2 separate regions of the Homo sapiens genome follow, and region 1 is linked to region 2. A link is a loop called in an ENCODE intact Hi-C map of the cell type or tissue named here. Cell type or tissue: CD14-positive monocyte. All regions are shown on one strand. Links, peaks and the distances in the headings refer to the core of each region. The heading gives the core; the rest is flanking DNA.

The links. Peaks named below come from ENCODE experiments on the same cell type or tissue, not always from the same donor. Only the 100,000 strongest peaks of a DNase experiment are listed, where the experiment ranks them.
Region 1: it touches region 2 in a loop (2.9-fold over the local background); 28 of 110 quality-filtered maps call a loop at or near these places.

The regions. Positions count from the first base shown.
Region 1 is chrX:129,632,293-129,641,207 of GRCh38, forward strand. No RefSeq gene overlaps it. Among named protein-coding and RNA genes, the nearest start is that of APLN, 18 kb to the right of the region's middle. RefSeq lists a silencer at 5,310-5,479. In CD14-positive monocyte, for the core only: CTCF peaks have their summits at 5,405 (motif pointing right) and 5,605; a DNase peak (open chromatin) is centred at 5,399.
Region 2 is chrX:129,818,720-129,827,634 of GRCh38, forward strand. It overlaps ZDHHC9 (zDHHC palmitoyltransferase 9), which reads right to left. Exons shown (of 11, transcript NM_016032.4): 5 at 4,960-5,118. Among named protein-coding and RNA genes, the nearest start is that of ZDHHC9, 21 kb to the right of the region's middle. In CD14-positive monocyte, for the core only: a CTCF peak has its summit at 4,654 (motif pointing left); DNase peaks (open chromatin) are centred at 4,602 and 4,992; H3K4me3 peaks cover 617 bases; H3K27ac peaks cover 815 bases.

The sequences.
Region 1 (8,915 bases), core at 546-8,545, 190 kb before region 2:
GGACTTCCCGGCCTGCAGAACTGTGAGAAAGAGATTTCCAGTTATAAGTGACTTAGTCTCAGGTATGTTGTTATAGCAGCACAAACAGACTAAGACAGGGGAAGGATGCCCTGGTGGAGGGGTGCGACTGGAGAAAGCTCAGTGCTCAGTGAGCCCCAGTGAAGTCCCAGGAAAGCCACTGGCAGCAGCCCACACGCTTGGGCGGTTCCTGGACAGCCAAAGGAGGAACCACACCCACCAGGCCCACCAGCCTTGGACGTGGCCCAGCAAGGCCAAGCGTTTAGTAATTGGCGAAGTGACTGTCTGCTGCCGCCCCAGTCCAAATGAATAATTATGGAATGTTTACATGATGTGGTGTTCCTGACACCTTCTCAAGTTTCCATGGCAACTAGGAACCACCGCCCCACCCACCCCCAACCCAACCCACAAGATGTTCTGTCTGTTGTGGCCAGCAGCTGTGTCATGTTGTGAATAAATAACACATGCCTGGCCTTGGAGACTGGAGTTACCCTACAGTCATCCCTGACAGGGCAGACTTAGTGAGGGGATGGGGCTGCAGCAGGCAGTAAGGCGTCTCTAATGCTTTGAATGCATTCACCTGCCTCAGCCCAATGTCACCAGAGATAGGCCATGGGTCAGCGTTCATCCCAGTGGTCCCTCCTGGAGCTAGTAAGGAGACGTCCCTGCTAAAGAGATGTTCAATGTTTAATACACCCAAGCTTCAGTTTACTCCCCTTGAGCTTTTGTTTTCTCATCTGTTGAAGATACCCATGCCTGTCTCAATAACTTTTTATAAAGAAGAGATAAGATGACAACCAGGGCCAGGCACTGTGGCTCATGCCTACAATCCCAGCACATTGGGAGGCTGAGGCGGGCAGATCACCTGAGGTCAGGAGTTCGAGACCAGCCTGGGCAACATGGTGAAACCCCGTCTCTACTAAAAATAAAAAAATTAGCCAGGCGTGATGGCACACAAGAGAATCTCTTGAATCCAGGAGGTGGAGGTTGCAGTGAGATCGCGCCATTGTACCCCAGCCTGGGCAACAGAGTGAAACCCTGTCTCAAAAAAAAAAAAAAAAAGAAAAGAAAAAAGAAAAAGATGACAACCAACCAGCATAGAAAGCATATCCTACCATAATGGCTAGCACTTAGTAGGTGCTTAAAAATGTCACATCTGGAAGGTTCGTTCTAAACATTTGTGCCTGCCCCCACAACGGAAACTTCTCTCCTCCCCAGATCCCCAGATCCATGAATAAGTGGAAGGGCAGAAGCTCCAGTGGTCTTCTGGAAGTCAGAGAACCCAAGTTAGAGGTCAATAACGTCCTGGTGGATTGGGAGTAACCCTACAAACGTGAGACTCTTGTTTTAGCTCTGACTGTCCTAATGGCTGGCGATGGGGCCTTGGGCAAGTCACTTGCCCTTTCTGGTTCTCAGCCTCTCTGTCTGGACTATGAGATGGAGTGGCCTAGACCAGAGGTTTTTCAAATTGTGTTCCACAGAAGCTTGGGTGCCTCAGGGAACTCTGTGGTAGGGAGAGGGATGAGACTGAATGGGTGGGGCTCTGGGCCCCTGAGCCTGCTTTGATGGAATTTATATGTGCCAAGGCTTTAAAAAAACAGTTTGAGGCCAGGCACAGTGGCTCACGCCTGTAATCCCAACACTTTGGGAGGCCGAGTCAGGTGGATCACCTGAGGTCAGGAGTTTGAGACGGGCCTGGCCAACATGGCAAAACTCCGTCTCTACTAAAAATACAAAAATAAAAATAAAAATAAAAATAACTGGGCGTGGTGGCAGGCACTTGTAATCCCAGCTACTACTCAGGAGGCTGAGGCAGGAGAATCACCTGAACCTGGGAGGCGGAGGTTGCAGTGAGCCGAGGTCGTGCCATTGCACTCCAGCCTGGGCAAGAGAGCGAGACTCCATCTCAAAAAAAAAAAAAAAAAAAGTTTGAAAACTCTGACCGCATGCTTTTGGCTTTGATAGGGAAAGAGAGCTCCTTGGCCACTTCCTCAATCCCAGAGTGCATGAGTTCCCTGGCCTGGGAGCAGATACACCAAGAGAGGCACTGGATCCCAAAGGTACCCCAAAGCTCCATTTTCTCCCACACCACCCATCCTGAGCTGTCTTTCTGTCCCAGAACTCCTCTCTGACAGTTCCAACTGCCCAAAACCAGGCTACTTCCACCAGATGCCCTGAGGAACAGTATGGCAAGGGGCCCTGGGCAGGGAAGAGGCTGAGGAGGAGGAACAGGCCCTGGCCACCTCTTTCCTTTAGGAGGGTACGACAGTTCCCAGTGGCCCAACCTCCCAGGGCGTTCTCCCAGAGTGTGGAGGGCGGGGGCCTAATCTGCATTTGGGACAAAGCCTACCCGGTGCTCGAGTGTTGTTGTCATGGAAACTCAAAAGGTGTTATTAGCATCTTTTCAACTCAGTGGCCCTGTGTGGTCCAGTCCATGCAATCTTAGCAGTAGCACACCATCACCCTGGCAACCCATTAGCCTAGTGTTGTTACCATGGAAACTCCAGTAAGGTCGATCAGTCCGGGAAGTTCCCAGAGGAGATAGGCACTGGGAGATCTGCCCAGCAGTGCCTACTCTGAGGGTCTCCCAGCTGACAGTGACCTGCTCTGCATACACTGACAGTAGTTTAGGATCTTTTCCGGAGCGAGCTAACAGTCCATGTGACAGGAAAGAATTTGGCCCTGCAGACTGGCAGGTCTATGCCTCGTTACCATGGAAATGCTGCTTGTCAGGATCTCAAAGCACAGTGCAAAACTAACTCTTCCAGGAGACTGAGGCTGGCAGGAAAGGAGGCTGTGAGCCTGTTCTTCATTCACATGCCCATTCATTCATTCATTCGTTCATTCAGTATTTAGTGCACGCTCATTAATACAGTGGGCACTGCGTATGTCCGAGGCTCTAACTGGAGCAAACAGGTGGGCTCACCAACTCTCTTCAATTGAAAAGTATATTGAGGTGGAGGGGACCATCTTACTTCCTGTGTCAACCTCCACTGGAGGAAAAGGAGTTGACATGCCCAAAGGAATGGAATCGGGGGGTCTCTGTGTGTCGAGGGGTACAGGGAGAATACTTGCTTTCTGTAGCCTCCTGTTTTTCACCTATCCCCTGCTTAAGCCTTCAGGAAACAGATCTTTGTGTGGTCTGGATCACCAAAGGCTTGGCCAGACATGCTAGAAGTTTCCAGCAGCCACAGCTAAGTGAAGTTAGAACAGGCTACGTTGGGAAGCAATGAGCTCCCCATCACTGGAGATGTACAAGCAGAGGCAAAAAATCCTGCTCAGTGAGGGCCATGTAGAGCCCGCAGAGCACAATGATTCAGAGCTCAGATTCTGGAGCCAGATAGCCAGTCTTCAAATCTTGGCTCAGTTTACCAGCTGTGTGACTTTGGGCAATTCACTTAATCATACTGAGCCTTGATTTCCTCATTTGTAAATGGGAATGATAAGAGTTTCTTCCTCATGGGCTTGTTGTGGGGATGAAATGCGTATAATATATAAAGCACTTAGAACAGTACCTAACATATAATTGCTCAAGAAATGGTAGCTTGTATTATCCCTTGATGGCCCAACTAAAGTCCCTGACAAGCTTGGGATTCTATATGACTATGGGTCACTAATCTTCCTGCACACGGAAAATCAGAAAGGGACTCTGGCAAGGGTAAGATTCTGTGCTGACCAGAGAGCTGGCTGAGGGTAGCACCTCTGAGCTTTGAGCTCATCACCACTTGCGTGCTTCCAGCAATAGTTTTCCTTTCCAAGTACTTTTGGATCCATGTCTCAATTGGGCCTAAAGACAACAGCAAAGGGCACAGTTACCATCCCCTGTGATAGATAATGGGAAGTAAAGCTAAGAGCGGGAGAGTGGCTCACCTACCAAGTGGCACAACTGGGATGGAAGCTTTCTCTCTGTCACACCACCTCACAGTCCCCAGGGCCGCCATAAGGGGAGGACAGCAGTTGGGAAGGAGCAAGTCATGGGCTGGGCGGAGGAGGAGCCCAGCATGACAATAACCTATGAAAATCAGCTTTCCACTGTCTGCACTTCTGCAAGGAGGAGTTGAGGCCAAAGCCAGGGAGCAGAAGGGGGTATTTCCTAGAAATGCGGCGGGAGTGGCTGGTGTGCTCCACCCATGGGCAAAGGACAAGGCTCGGCCTGCGTGTGAGCACTCACTTGGAGCTGAACTTGGAGCCTCCAGAGCTCCCATCCCTCTGAGCTCACTCAGAAAGCTTTCCCTTTGGGCAAAGTCCAAGGGGGTCATTCAACTGTGATCTGACACTTCTGCTTTCAACTTAATAGCTCAAGTATTTAACGGATGGCTCATGGCCTCACCAAGGGATTTTGCTTGCCGAGACTAGCAAGGTGGGCTAGTGTTTTCATGCCATTTGGAGGAGCAATGAGAAAGGATTGTTTAAAAAAAAAAAAAACTTTGCCTGAGAACAAGAGTAACGCCCTAACTCATGGCCTCATGAAGCTCCAGGTTAAAATGCACACGTTACCTGGGAGTATGGGAATTGGACAGGGGCAATAGTGAAAAATCTTTAATAGCCAGCAAGGTCTGGACACCAACTGATTAGAATGTTTGCTGGCCAGAAACACGCTATAGGGATGCACCAGCCCAGATAGAGGAAAACAGCAGCCCTGGATGTGGGCCTTGGCAGGGGCCGGGTGAAGGGAGGGTTTGCTCCCTGAGAGGTCCCATGAGCACACGCAGGAATCAGATCTGCCTATGGCCACCAGAAGGTATGAGATTTCCCACAGCAGCTGGTGGTGGGGGGGTGGGCAGGGTTGGTGTATCTGGTAGGGGGAAAACTGGTGGGAACATGGGGTTCACTGAGGGAAGAGCTCCTTGGGACAGCTCGAGGGCCAGACAGCCTAGGACAGTCCTGTAAGGATGCAAATGGGGCCTGGCCTGGCCTTGGAGACCCAGATGCTGCCCTCTGCCCTCACAGACTTCACCCCTGGTGCCTCTGGGTGGCAACTTCTCTCCCTCTCTCAGTGAACATGCATACGGACTATAATATGCTACACAGCGTGGAGCAAATATGCATACCCATTCGGTGTTCACACAAGCACATGCATGGAGCCCACGTATGCCCATGACCTGTAGAGGCATCCTCTCAAGTCAGTGGGGCACACCCACAAAATTGTTCAGACTCAGAATCTTGGAGCAGAAGCAATTTTAGAGCTGCCCCCATTAAAAAAGTCGTCTTTGATGAACGCCAGTCAGCCACTCCTCTACACACACTTTGGCGTTTGCTCGTTCTCACACCTCCTGCAGAACAGGAAAGAGGAGATGACCTCGGGAACTTTCTTAAAATGGCCTGTGCCTAGACTTGACGCAAGCCTGAAGAAGTCCCTGCAGTTCCAGGACTCAGCCAGCAGGGGGCAGCCTCTCATGACACACTGGGTTTCCCCCAAAGAATAAGCAGGCTTGGAGAAGAAAGAGAGGCCGACTGCAAAGAAAGGGAAACATATAAGAAGTTTCCAGAGTGTCCGGCCATCAAGCTGACCCAGATGCATGTAGCCAGCCACTCCTGTGGGTGAGGAATTCTCAGCCCCTCATATTCAGCTGGTGAATTGATAGAGTCTGGGGCAAGTTATCAGAAGAGGATGTCTTAGTGACCATAGTACATCCTGCTTGCCCAGCCTAGAGCCACAGAGGGAATCAGCCAGCACACAGGAGTTCAGTGGAATCTCTCATTCTGCAAGTCACAGCCTCTCTCAGGGCCTGCTTCGTTGTCTGTGAAATGGGTTTAACAATAAATCACATCTGCTTCCTCCCACCTTGGTGCTTTGGACACAAGCCCTGTGCTCCCTCTGCTGAGACCTCCTTTCTCCAGCTTAACCCCTACTCACTCCTGAGGTGTCAGCTCCCACTTCACCTCCAGGAAGCTTTCTCTGACCCCAGATCGTGCACTCAGTGATAAACTTCCTAGAGGCCTGTTTTTCGCCTCCAGGGCCCTTGCCACAGTTCCTGGTTAGACATTCGGTTGTGATTTTTGAATAACATCTGTTTCCCTCTCCAGGTATTAAGGAATGTGGTACAAAGTAGGCCCTCAATAAACATTCAGCGAATGCTGAGAAATGAATTCCCATAGCTCTTTTACAGATCAAAAAGCACTTTCACATGCAAACAGGGTGGTCTTCATGGTACCCGCTGAGAACGATGGGGTTTTTTCCCCGTTACACACACAGCACTCTCTACTGTACCAAACATTTTAACTTCAGAAACTTCAGTCACTAGAAGCCCGAGAGGGAGCCAGGGATTCTTACTTCCATTTTAGAAAAGGTAAAGCTGAGGCCTAGAAAGGTGAAGTGACTGACCCAGGCTTGGAACTTGGAGGAGTCAGGATGTTTAAGTCTCCGCATCCCATGCTGGAAGGTATGATCATTACATTCCCTCATTATCACTGTCAGCATCGTCACCTCCATTGTGGCTATGGCCATGCCTAGTCTGGTGAGGAGGTGTACAGTTGGCGAGCACAAAGGCTTTTGAAGGTGGCGGGCAGAAGTCTGGGTTCCAATTCTGGCCTCACCTGCAGGTGACCATCGGGGCTAGGAGAGCATCCAGGGAGGATTCATGGGGGAGGGGAGCCTTGGCTGGCAGTTGGAGGACCCGGAGAATTGGAGGAAGGTGGAGAACCTGGGAAGGGAAGTCTGGGGAAACTAGAAGAGCACTGGAAATGGGTTTTGGGTGACTTAGGCTGAGGCTTTCCCTGCTTCTGCTTCCTAAAAGATGGGTATGAAGCTCCCTCCCTCGCAGGTCCTGCTGAGGCCGGTGCGCAGGCTCAGGGCCAGGAGAACATCCCTGGGGTTGCGGGGGAGTGGTACAGAGGGCGCTGTGGCTACAACAGCTAATGAGGGATGTCACACCCTCACCACACACCTTTCGCTGGTGCCTCCCAGAGGAAAGGTGAGGACCAAGTCTTTCTCCACTGTTCCTCCTCCACTGTCCCTTGCATGGTGTCCTGCACAGAGTAGGCGTTTTTTTTTTTTCTTTTGCTGTTGTTTGTTTTGCTTGTTTGTTTGAGATGGAGTCTTGCTCTGTCGTCCAGGCTGGAGTGTAGTGGTGCAACCTCCGCCTCCCAGGTTCAACGGATTCTCCCGCCTCAGCCTCCTGAGTAGCTGGGACTACAGGTGCCCACCACCACACGCAGCTAATTTTTGTATTTTGTAGAGACGGGTTTTTGCCATGTTGGCCAGGATAGTCTCGAACTCCTGACCTCAGATGATCCACCCACTTCGGCCTCCCAAACTGCTGGGATTACAGGCATGAGCCACCACGCCTGGCCAAGGGTAGGCATTTTTTAGCTGATTGTTTTGGGGTAGGGGTAGGCCAAAGAGCTCTTTATAGGCTTGGGTTCTAAAAGTTTGGGCATAGATTGAGAGAAGGGGAGCTCCTTTTGAAACTTACACAAGGCATGGGACCTAAAACTTGACAGGCAATTTGGGAGTGGGAATGGGGGTGGGGCAGGCTGTGGAGCTGAGCTAGAGGGTAGCCCAGAGTAGAGGGAAGGATGAAAGAGGATAATCAGATCAGAAGGTCTCTGCAGTGCTGGAGGTGGAAGGGGCTGTGTGGTGAGATTCCCTCCTCCATCCCCCTGCACTCCTCACTGGGACCTTTTTCCTCCCTGCTTTGTTTATCCTCTCTTATCTTTCCATATCCCTCACATCTGAGGAGTTGGGAATTTCCAAAGGAGAGAGGAACTCCAGGCTTCCAGAAAGCTCAGGAGCCTAGAGACATGGGGGATGAAACCCCCCATAACGTATGCCAAAGTCACCAGCCTCTATCCCTACACCTGCTGGGGAGGGAGCCAGAGATGTCTCTGCCTAGATGGAAAAAGAGGCACCCTCTTTCCAACAGGCCTCTCACAGCCCCCAAATCACAAGCAGTTCTGTTGCCCTGGGACTGAGGGTGCCAAAGCGAAGCCCCTCCCCTACAGACGAGAGGTGACTGCAGCCCTGGAGGGAATGCTTGGCATTTCAGCAGTGCCTTTGCCTTCCTTTAAAGCAATGCCACCTTGTTTCTCTCAGTTCGTTTGCACATACCACAGAAGATCTTTAGACTAATGGCTTACCTTCTCAGTGACTCAGTTTCCTCAGCTATAAAATGGGATTGTGATGGGGACTGACTAAGTCAGGACAGGTGAAGTTCCTCAAACAGTGCTTGGCACATGAGAAGCGCTCTACATGAGTTTGCTAGGACTATCTAGCTATGTTCCTTAAGCGTTCACTTATCCTTTCTGAGTCCCACTTTCTTCATTTGTAAAAATAACAGGGCTTAGGGTACTGAATGATCTCTCAGGCTCATGTCAGCTCTGCCCTTCTATGATTCTGTGTGTTTAAGGTAGGGAAAGCAGAGATTGTCATCCTATGAAAATAGATGAGGGAGAACCAGGACCCCTGATAGATGAACAGACCTGCCTGGAGTCACACAGCCAGTTACTGACCAAGCTGGGGTTAGGATCCAGAGCTCAGAACCCCAAGTTTCACACCACCAGGCTAGCTCTGCAGCAGTGTGCCAATTTTTTAACATTCAGGGAAGATCAGAAAGCATTTAATTTGTGCAAAGGGAGAAGTATGGAATGGAGGTTCCAGCAGGCCCTGGGGTTATGGGAAGCTTGTGCAACCCACGTAACCCAGCAGTGGACTTCCTCACTGGCTTAGGTTCCCATTTTCCTGCCATATGCCTAATTCTTCTCCCAGAGCTCCTCCCTACAGGTCCCTGGGTCAGGTCCTGAATTGCCTCTGGAGGGCAGCCTGAATCACCCCCCACTGTTAGCTGGGACCCCAACAAATCCCTAGTCACAAGCAGGTGCTTCACATCTACCCACCCAGGTGTCCTGGGCAGGTGAGGAGGCTGAGACCCAGAAAGGGCCAAGGAAAGACTTTGCTA
Region 2 (8,915 bases), core at 246-8,245:
ATCATGTTACAGTCCAATTTTGCAGAAACACTAGTAGGAAATATAGCAAAATGGAGAGTGAATTTAGGATTAAGTTTTATTTATACTTTCTGCACTTCCCATATTTTCCACAATGAACATGTGTTATTTTGATGAATAAAAGACTACAAAAGAATAAAATACATCAATTTGGGCCAGGCGTGGTGGCTCACACCAGTAATCCCAGCACTTTGGGAGGCCGAGGCAGGTGGATCACAAGGTCAGGAGATAGAGACCATCCTGGCTAACACGGTGAAATCCCGTCTCTACTAAAAATACAAAAAAATTAGCCAGGCGTGGTGGCGGGAGCCTGTAGTCCCAGCTACTCGGGAGGCTGAGGCAGAAGAATGGCGTGAACCCAGGAGGCGGAGCTTGCAGTGAGCTGAGATCGCGCCACTGCACTCCAGACTGGGAGAGAGAGACAGCCTCCGTCTCAAAAAAAAAAAAAAAAAAAAAAAAAGAATAAAATATATCAATTTGAAAGAAAAGTGAGCTGTGTACTGGTGAAAAAATAAGGCTGTAAAAATGGTCTATCTCCTGCTGAGGAAGCTACATCTTTTCAGGAAAGGGAAGAAAGGTATAGAGAAGAATGGTTATACAGATATATATTTTTTACAGTATTTTAAATCACATTTTTTCTGATAATACAAGTAATACATGCTCATTGTAGAAAACTTGAAAAAAATAAAAGGAAAAATGAAGAAATCACAGTAGTGGAGGATGGCATATGAAAAAATGAAGGAAACAAAATCACTCATAATCCCACAACCTATAGATAATAAACTATAAAAATTGTGGCATATTTCCTGTATTTCCTTGCATATTTCTTTATACATCATTAGATTTTTTAAAAATAGGTAACTGACTTCACACTGTAAATGTAGCCTATCTCCCATTTTGTCATTTAGCTTTCTGGTATGAACTCTTTCCATCAGTCTAATGTACGAATGTCCTATTATTTATTTATTTATTTATTTAGAGACAGAGTCTTACTCTGTCGCCCAGGCTGGAGTGCAGTGGCACAATCTCGGTTCAATGCAGCCTCCACCTCATGGGTTTTTTATTCTCATGCCTCAGCCAGGGTCTCAGCTGGGATTACAGGCACATGTCACCACGTCCAGCTAATTTTTGTATGTTTTAGTAGAGACGAGGTTTCACCATGTTGCTCAGGCCGGTCTCAAACTTCTGGCCTCAAGTGATCTGCCCACCTCGGCCTCCCAAAGTGCTGGGATTACAGGAGTGAGCCACCACACCCGGCTCTATAATTTATTTGGCTACTCATCTATTGGTAGACAATTAGGTTCTTTTCAACTTTTAATTGTCATAATAATCCTGAGTTAAACATTTCCACCCCGAAATATTTTCCCACATCTCTGATTTCATGGGACAGACTCCCTAGAAAGTGAACCACTGGCACCAAAAGGTATAGATGTTTTAAGGCTTTCGATTAATCTTATTAGATTGCCTTCCAAAAAGTTTGTTCCAATTTACACTCTTACTAGTGGAAGAATAAACATCAGGTTTTCCTTGCTAATTTTCTAGATTTAAAAAAGCATATTGGGCTGGGGGTATTGGCTCACACCTGTAATCACAACACTTTGGGAAGCTGCAGCAGGTGGGCTGCTTGAGCCCAGGAGTTTGAGACCAGCCTGGGCAACATGGGGAAAACCCATCTCTACAAAAAATACAAAAAAAAAAAAAAAAATAGCCAGGCATGGTAGTGCATGCCTGTAGTCTCAGCAACTTGGGAGGCTGAGGTGGGAGGATCACCTGAACCCAGGAGGTTGAGTCTGCAGTGAGCTGTGATCGTGCCACTGCCCTCCAGCCTGGGAAAAAGAGTGAGATCCTATCTCAAAACAAAAGCATCCTGAAATCATTTATTTGACTATTAGTCATGATAACTAGCCAATTATATTGTTATGAACTGTTTATATTTCTCCTGGAATATCAGTGCTTTTTAAAAAAATTGATTTGTATGAGTTCCTTATAGTTAAGAGTATTAATAAGGAAAGGAAATACTACCTCACATCAGACCTTTTTATTTTACTTAAGTTCTGGGGTACATGTGCAGGATGTGCAGGTTTGTTACATAGGTAAATGTGTGCCATGGTGGTTTGCTGCACCTATAAAGCCATCACCTAGGTATTAAGCCCAGCATGCATTAGCTATTTTTCCTAATGCTCTCCCTCCCTTCCCCACCCCTCAACAGGCCCCGGTGTGTGTTGTTCCCCTCCCTGTGTCCATGTGTTCTCATTGTTCTCGAAAGAAGACATTCATGCAGCCAACAAATATATGAAAAAATGCTCAACATCACTGATCATTAGAGAAATGCAAATCAAAAACCACACTGAGATACCATCTCATGCCAGTCAGAATGGCGATTATTAAAAAGTCAAAAAACAACAGATGCTGGCAAGGTTGCGGGGAAATAGGAACGCTATTGTTGTTGGGAATGTAAATTAGTTCAACCATTGTGGAAGATGTGGCAATTCCTCAAAGATCTAGAACCAGAAATACCATTTGACCCAGCAATCCCATTACTGGGTATAGACCTTCTTCTTTTTTTTTTTTTTGAGATGGAGTCTTGCTCTGTCACCCAGGCTGGAGTGCAGTGGCGCGATCTTGGCTCACTACAACCTCCGCCTCCCGGGTTCACGCCATTCTCCTGCCTTAGCCTCCCGAGTAGCTGGGACTACAGGCGCCCACCACCACGTCCCCTAATTTTTTGTATTTTTAGTAGAGATGGGGTTTCACCATGTTAGCCAGAATGGTCTTGATCTCCTGACCTCGTGATCCTCCCGCTTTGGCCTCCCAAAGTGCTGGGATTACAGGTGTGAGCCACCGCGCCTGGCCAGACCTTCTTTAAATATCAAGTTTCCTGCTTCACTTAAAATGGGTTTCGACAGCCGGGTGTGGTGGCTCATGCCTGTAATCTCAGCACTTTGGGAGGCCTAGGTGGGTGGATCACAAGGTCAGGAGTTCCAGACCAGCCTGACCAACATGGTGAAACTCCATCTCTACTAAAAATACAAAAATTAGCCGGGCGTGGTGGTGTGCACCTGTAATACCAGCTACTCAGGAGGCTGAGGCAGGAGAATCGCTTGAACCCAGGAGGTGGAGGTTGCAGTGAGCCGAGATCATGCCACTGCACTCCAGCCTGGGTGACACAGTGAGACTCCATCTCAAAAAATAAATAAATAAAATGGGCTTTGACAATAGATGCTGATGAGGCTGTGGAGAAATAGGAACACTTTTACACTGTTGGTGGGAGTGTAAATTAGTTCAACCATTGTGGAAGACAGTGTGGCGATTCCTCAAGGATCCAGTACCAGAAATACCATTTGACCCAGCAATCCCATTACTGGGTATATACCCAAAGCATTATAAATCATTCTACCATAAAGACACATGCACACATATGTTTATTGCAGCACTATTTACAATACCAAAGACTTGGAACCAACCCAAATGCTCACCAATGATAGACCGGATAAAGAAAATGTGGCACATATACACCATGGAATACTATGCACCCATAAAAAAGGATGAGTTCATGTCCTTTGTAGGGACATGGATGAAGCTGGAAGCCATCATTCTCAGCAAACTAACACAGGAACAGAAAACCAAACACCGCATGTTCTCACTCATAAGTGGGAGTTGAACAATGAGAACACATGGACACAGGGAGGGGAACAACACATACTGGGGTCTGTCGGGGGGTGGGGTGAGGAGGGAGGGCATTAGGACAAATACCTAATGCATGCAGGGCTTAAAACGTAGATGACAGGTTGATAGGTGCAGCAAACCACCATGGCACATGTATACCTATGTAACAAACCTGCACATTCTGCACACGTATCCCAGAACTTAAAGTAAAATAAAAAATAATAATAATAATAAAATGGGTTTTGATTTATAAAAATCTTATATACATATAGTAGCTTTTTAGTATACACGCTGCCGAAGAGAGCACCATATAGCTTTTACCATATAAAGCAATATATATCTCCCAACCTTTGCCTAAAGAAATGGCTAGTAAGAGGAAAGCAATGCCCTCAGGATGCCACATGGTATACAGAAAAAACATTATCCAATCATGGGAACTCAAGAAAAAGTAATTTTAAAAAGAACATTAGAAGTATGCCTAGTGATGATATAAGCAATTTCACATATAGGCCTATCAACAGGAATCTTTATGGCCCATTTCTCATCTTGGCCAGGGTTTAGCACACAGTAGGCAGTGATTACAACAAAGCCACATATATGTGGATGGAAGTACAGACCACTGTATTAGACACACATATACCTGACCCTCTTGCAGCAGCAGCAAAGAGAAGAAATAAGCAGTTTGGAATCAGACCTGCTCTAGCTTAATCTCATACTAATTATGTGAACTTACATACTGGTGCTTCACCTATTTCCTCATCCGTAAAATGGGGATAATACCAATCTCATGGGGCTGTTACAAGTCTTAAATGAGAGAAAGGTAAATCACTTAGCACAGTGCCCAATATGTAGTAGAAACTCAATAAATGCTAGCAACTTTCCTCTTCTTGGGTTGCGTCTTAGACAGACCTTCCTTCCTCAATGCTGCCCTCCAGTGGACTAGGTGTCTCCTCCCACTATGTAAGGTGGGTCCCACATGAAAATCCAGTACAGGAAAATCTAAATTTCAAAAATAGGTAAAGTTTATTTTTCTCATTTACTAAAGAGGTTTTTGTAAAGTTTAGGCTAGAGGATATTTAAATTTTGATTTGATCTACACAAGTACAGCTGATTTGCAGTTTTTCAGGAGCTTGTTGCCTATCTAAATTTCCCTATCTAAATCTAGTTCATTTCTCATCTAAATCTATCTTCCCTCCTCCCAAAATTGGTGACCACCCTGACTTTCTAGTTCAACTCAGCCTTTTCCCTAGGCAATGTCCCTGTAGTTTTACTCACCCACACAGTTGTCACAGATGCTGCAATGGGAGGCCCGGGGAGGCCGGAAGATCTTGCATGTGTAACAGTATTTCAGTTTCACAATCTGGTTGTTTATCTGGAAATTCTTGATACGAGGCGGTGGTCGCTGGCCCTGGGGCACCGCACCATTGGTAGCTTCTGTAAATCAATAAAGACAGTTAATATCACAGCTAGCCATCACTTGAGCCCAAAAGTCTCACCACCTCTCCAAAACCAATGGGGGCATTCAAAGGTTCCCCAAGCCCCCTGTCTTTTATAGACTAGACACTCAACATCACAGAATATGCCCATAAAACTCCACTAAGTGCATGCAGTTCTGTTGTATACATAAGAAAAAGTGTTTCTTCGAGGCTTTTTTTTCTGATTACAAAGAAAAACATTCATTTAAAAAAATAGCTAAAAATACATTAAATGAAAACATCCAATTTCACTAATAATCAGAGAAATAAAAATTAAAGCACAAAGATACCATTTTTACCTATCATATTAAAAAACATTACAAACAATAAAAATACCCCATGTTAGCAAGGGTGGGGAAAGGTCATTCTTAGATCTTATCAGTGAGCAATATGGCAGCTGCTACTAAACTTTTTTTTTCTTTTAAGATGAAGTCTCGCTCTGTCGCCCAGGCTGGAGTGCAGTGGTGGGATCTCAGTCTTGGCTCACTGCAATTTCTGCCTCCTGGGTTCAAGTGATTCTCCTGTCTCAGCCTCCTGAGTAGCTGGGATTACAGGGGCCCACCACCATGCCTGGCTGATTTTTGTATTTTTAATAGAGATGGGGTTTTATCATGTTTGTCAGGCTGGTCTCAGACTCCAGACCTCAAGTGATCCGCCCGCCTCAGCCTCCCAAAGTGCTGGGATTACAGGTGTGAGCCACCGTGCCCAGCCAGCTACCAAAGTTTTAAACGTGTATATTCATTTACTGATCAAGTCTACTTCTAGAAACTTATCAAAATTATAATGAGATATACGAAAGATGTTTATATAAGGATATTTGTCACAGAGTTCCTTTTAATAGTGAAAAACTAAAAATAACTTCAATGTCACAATAGAAGGGTGGTTAAGTAAATTATGTTATGTGCATAGAATGGAATATTATGCAGCCGTTAAAAATGACATAGACGAAAGAATGGTGAAAACAGGAAAATACAATATATGGCAAAATGAAAATGTATGTTAAAAAGCAATACGCATAAAACAATACTATCTTGCAAACAAAATATATGCATGTGAAAAGAAAAGACTGGTAACACAGAAACAGTTACTGAAATAAAAGTAATGCTTGCTTATTGTAAAAATTTTGGAAAAAAACAGAATAGGGCCAGGCATGGTGGCTCACGCCTGTAATCCCAGCACTTTGGGAGGCTGAGGCAGGCGGGGCACCTGAGATCAGGAGTTTGAGACCAGTCTGGCCAACATGGCAAAACCCCGTGTCTACTAAAAATACAAAAATTAGCCAAGCATGGTGGCACGCATCTGTAATCCCAGCTACTCTGGAGGCTGAGGCAGGAGAATCGCTTGAACCTGGGAGGCAGCCTGGGTGACAGAGCGAGCAAGACTCCAACTCAAAAAAAAAATTTTTTTTGGAAAAAAACAAAGTATAAATAAGAAAACATAAAAATCACTGACAGTCAGTCTCTCAGCTCAGAGATATTTATATTTTTTGGCGTATTTCCTTCTAATCTTCTATTAACAGGTAAACATTCATAATTTTTAAAAAATTGAGATCATATTATAAATGCAGATTTGTACCATGAAGTATTTACTTAATATTATATGCTGTGAACATTTTCTCATTGTTAATTTTTTTTCTAAAACATAACTACTGGCAATATTCCATCATATACGTGTACTATGATTTATTTAAATATTCCATATTGTTGGGATTTTTTACTATTTAGGTGATGTTTCATGTAAAAATTTAAAACATTACAGAGAAAAGCTTAAATCTCCTTCGATCACCACCTCAATCCTAGTCCCCTCCTCCCTTCCAAGAACATACTCATGTGTTAAAATTAATTTCTAAAACAGAAAGAATAAAGAAAAGAATGGTGAAGTATAAGCAGTAATACATGAAGTTGCCGGCATTAAAATAGCTACTCATATTTAAAAGAAAAGAAAAAATGATGCACCAAAAATCCTTCTACAGTAATTTGTAAAAATCTGTTTATCTCCTTTAGCTAAACCCTCAGAGAAGTAGAACTACTGGGTCAAAGGGTATGACCCTTTAAAGTCCATATTACTTGTTGCCAAACTGCTTCCCAGACAGACCGTATGAATTTGCATGCCTGCCCATCCGCAGCATATGAGAGTGCCTGTCTCATTGCACTCTCACCATGCAGTATAATTCTAAAAACAGAATATTTTTCAATTCACTTTGATTTTAAAAATATCTGCCATATGGAACATTTTTCCTTTTTTTGTGGAGTGGGGTAGATGCTGTGAAATCAAACAATAACAATGTGTCACAAGTCTTAAAAGGATGAGGACAGCTATTCATTAGAGGATAAGTACCAGCATGCCACCTTAATATTCTATGCATATGCTTTCCATGAGGGCACCTGGGAGACAGGGTTCATGGTTCACCTTTCTCAGGAGGCCGTATCAGGCAAGGGCATCACATGACTTCCTCTCTCCCCATCCCCCACCCACAGCATACCCAGTACAGGACTGAATATAAGATGACAAAAACTTGCTAACATAAACATACATATGAACTGAAAAATGTACTCTTCTAGTGAGAGAAACATGCTAAATGCAGAGGCCACAATGTGACTGCTTGAGTCTGAGCCCCAGGCCCAGTGATCAGGCAGAAAAGAGCTAACTTTGTTAACAACCTGCTGTGAGAGGCAGGAGACAAGTCAAGGTACTGCCTTGACCCTCAGTTTCTCCATATGTGAATGGGAAGGGAACTGGAAAAGAATAATCCAGATGGAGAAAAAACAGCACTCACAACTCTTCCTCACCATCTTGCTCCTAACTACTCCTAGTTCTATCGGGTCTCCCCAGAACTCCAGCTGTGCCAGCACACGTCGCCTCTGCTCTCTTCCCACTATCCCCACCCTCACCCCACCCCCAAATAGTTATAGCTCACATGTGCACAAACCCATTTCTCCTTAGCTCAACTAAAACAGGCTGGAATTTTTCAAAATGAAATCCATTAAGAAGCCTAAGGGAAAACACAGCTAAAATAAACAAAAGAAATACATGGGCCGGGCGCAGTGGCTTACGCCTGTAATCCCAGAACTTTGGAAGGCCAAGGTGAGAGGATAACTTGAGGTCGGGAGTTCAAGACTAGCCTGGCCAATATGGTGAAACACCGTCTCTACTAAAAATACAAAAATTAGCTGGGAGTGGTGGCGGGTGCCCATAATCCCAGCTACTCTGGAGGCTGAGGCACGAGAATCACTTGAACCTGGGAGGTGGGGGTTGCAGTGAGCTGAGATCACGCCACTGCACTCCAGCGTGGGGGACAGAGTGAAACTGTGAAAAATAAAAAAGAAGAAAGGAAGGAAAAATAAAAAAGAAGAAAGGAAGGAAAGGAAGGAAAAAGGAAGGAAGGAAGGAAGGGAGGGAGGGAGGGAGGGAAGGAGGGAGGGAGGGAGGGAAAGAAAAAGAAAAAAGAAATACATGGAAGCCTTCAAAGCACCGTCAAAGAACTAAAGGCTAGCCACAGATTGGTGCTCTACTGGCACAGCTTCTTAGTCTTACAAGTCCTGGGTCCCTTTTTCTTACTCTGTCTAGCTTGGATGCTGACTCAAGCTACCTGGGTACCAAACCTGAGAACCATTTAGGTAGGCACTGCTGTTGATCTGGTGGGCTCCCACTCCCTCCTAGTACTTGCATCATAGTCTTCTTTCTCACTGTGAGATCCCAGGATATCTCCTCCTCTGGCCCTGGGATGGTTCTGCTTCAAATCATGAAGCCACCCTG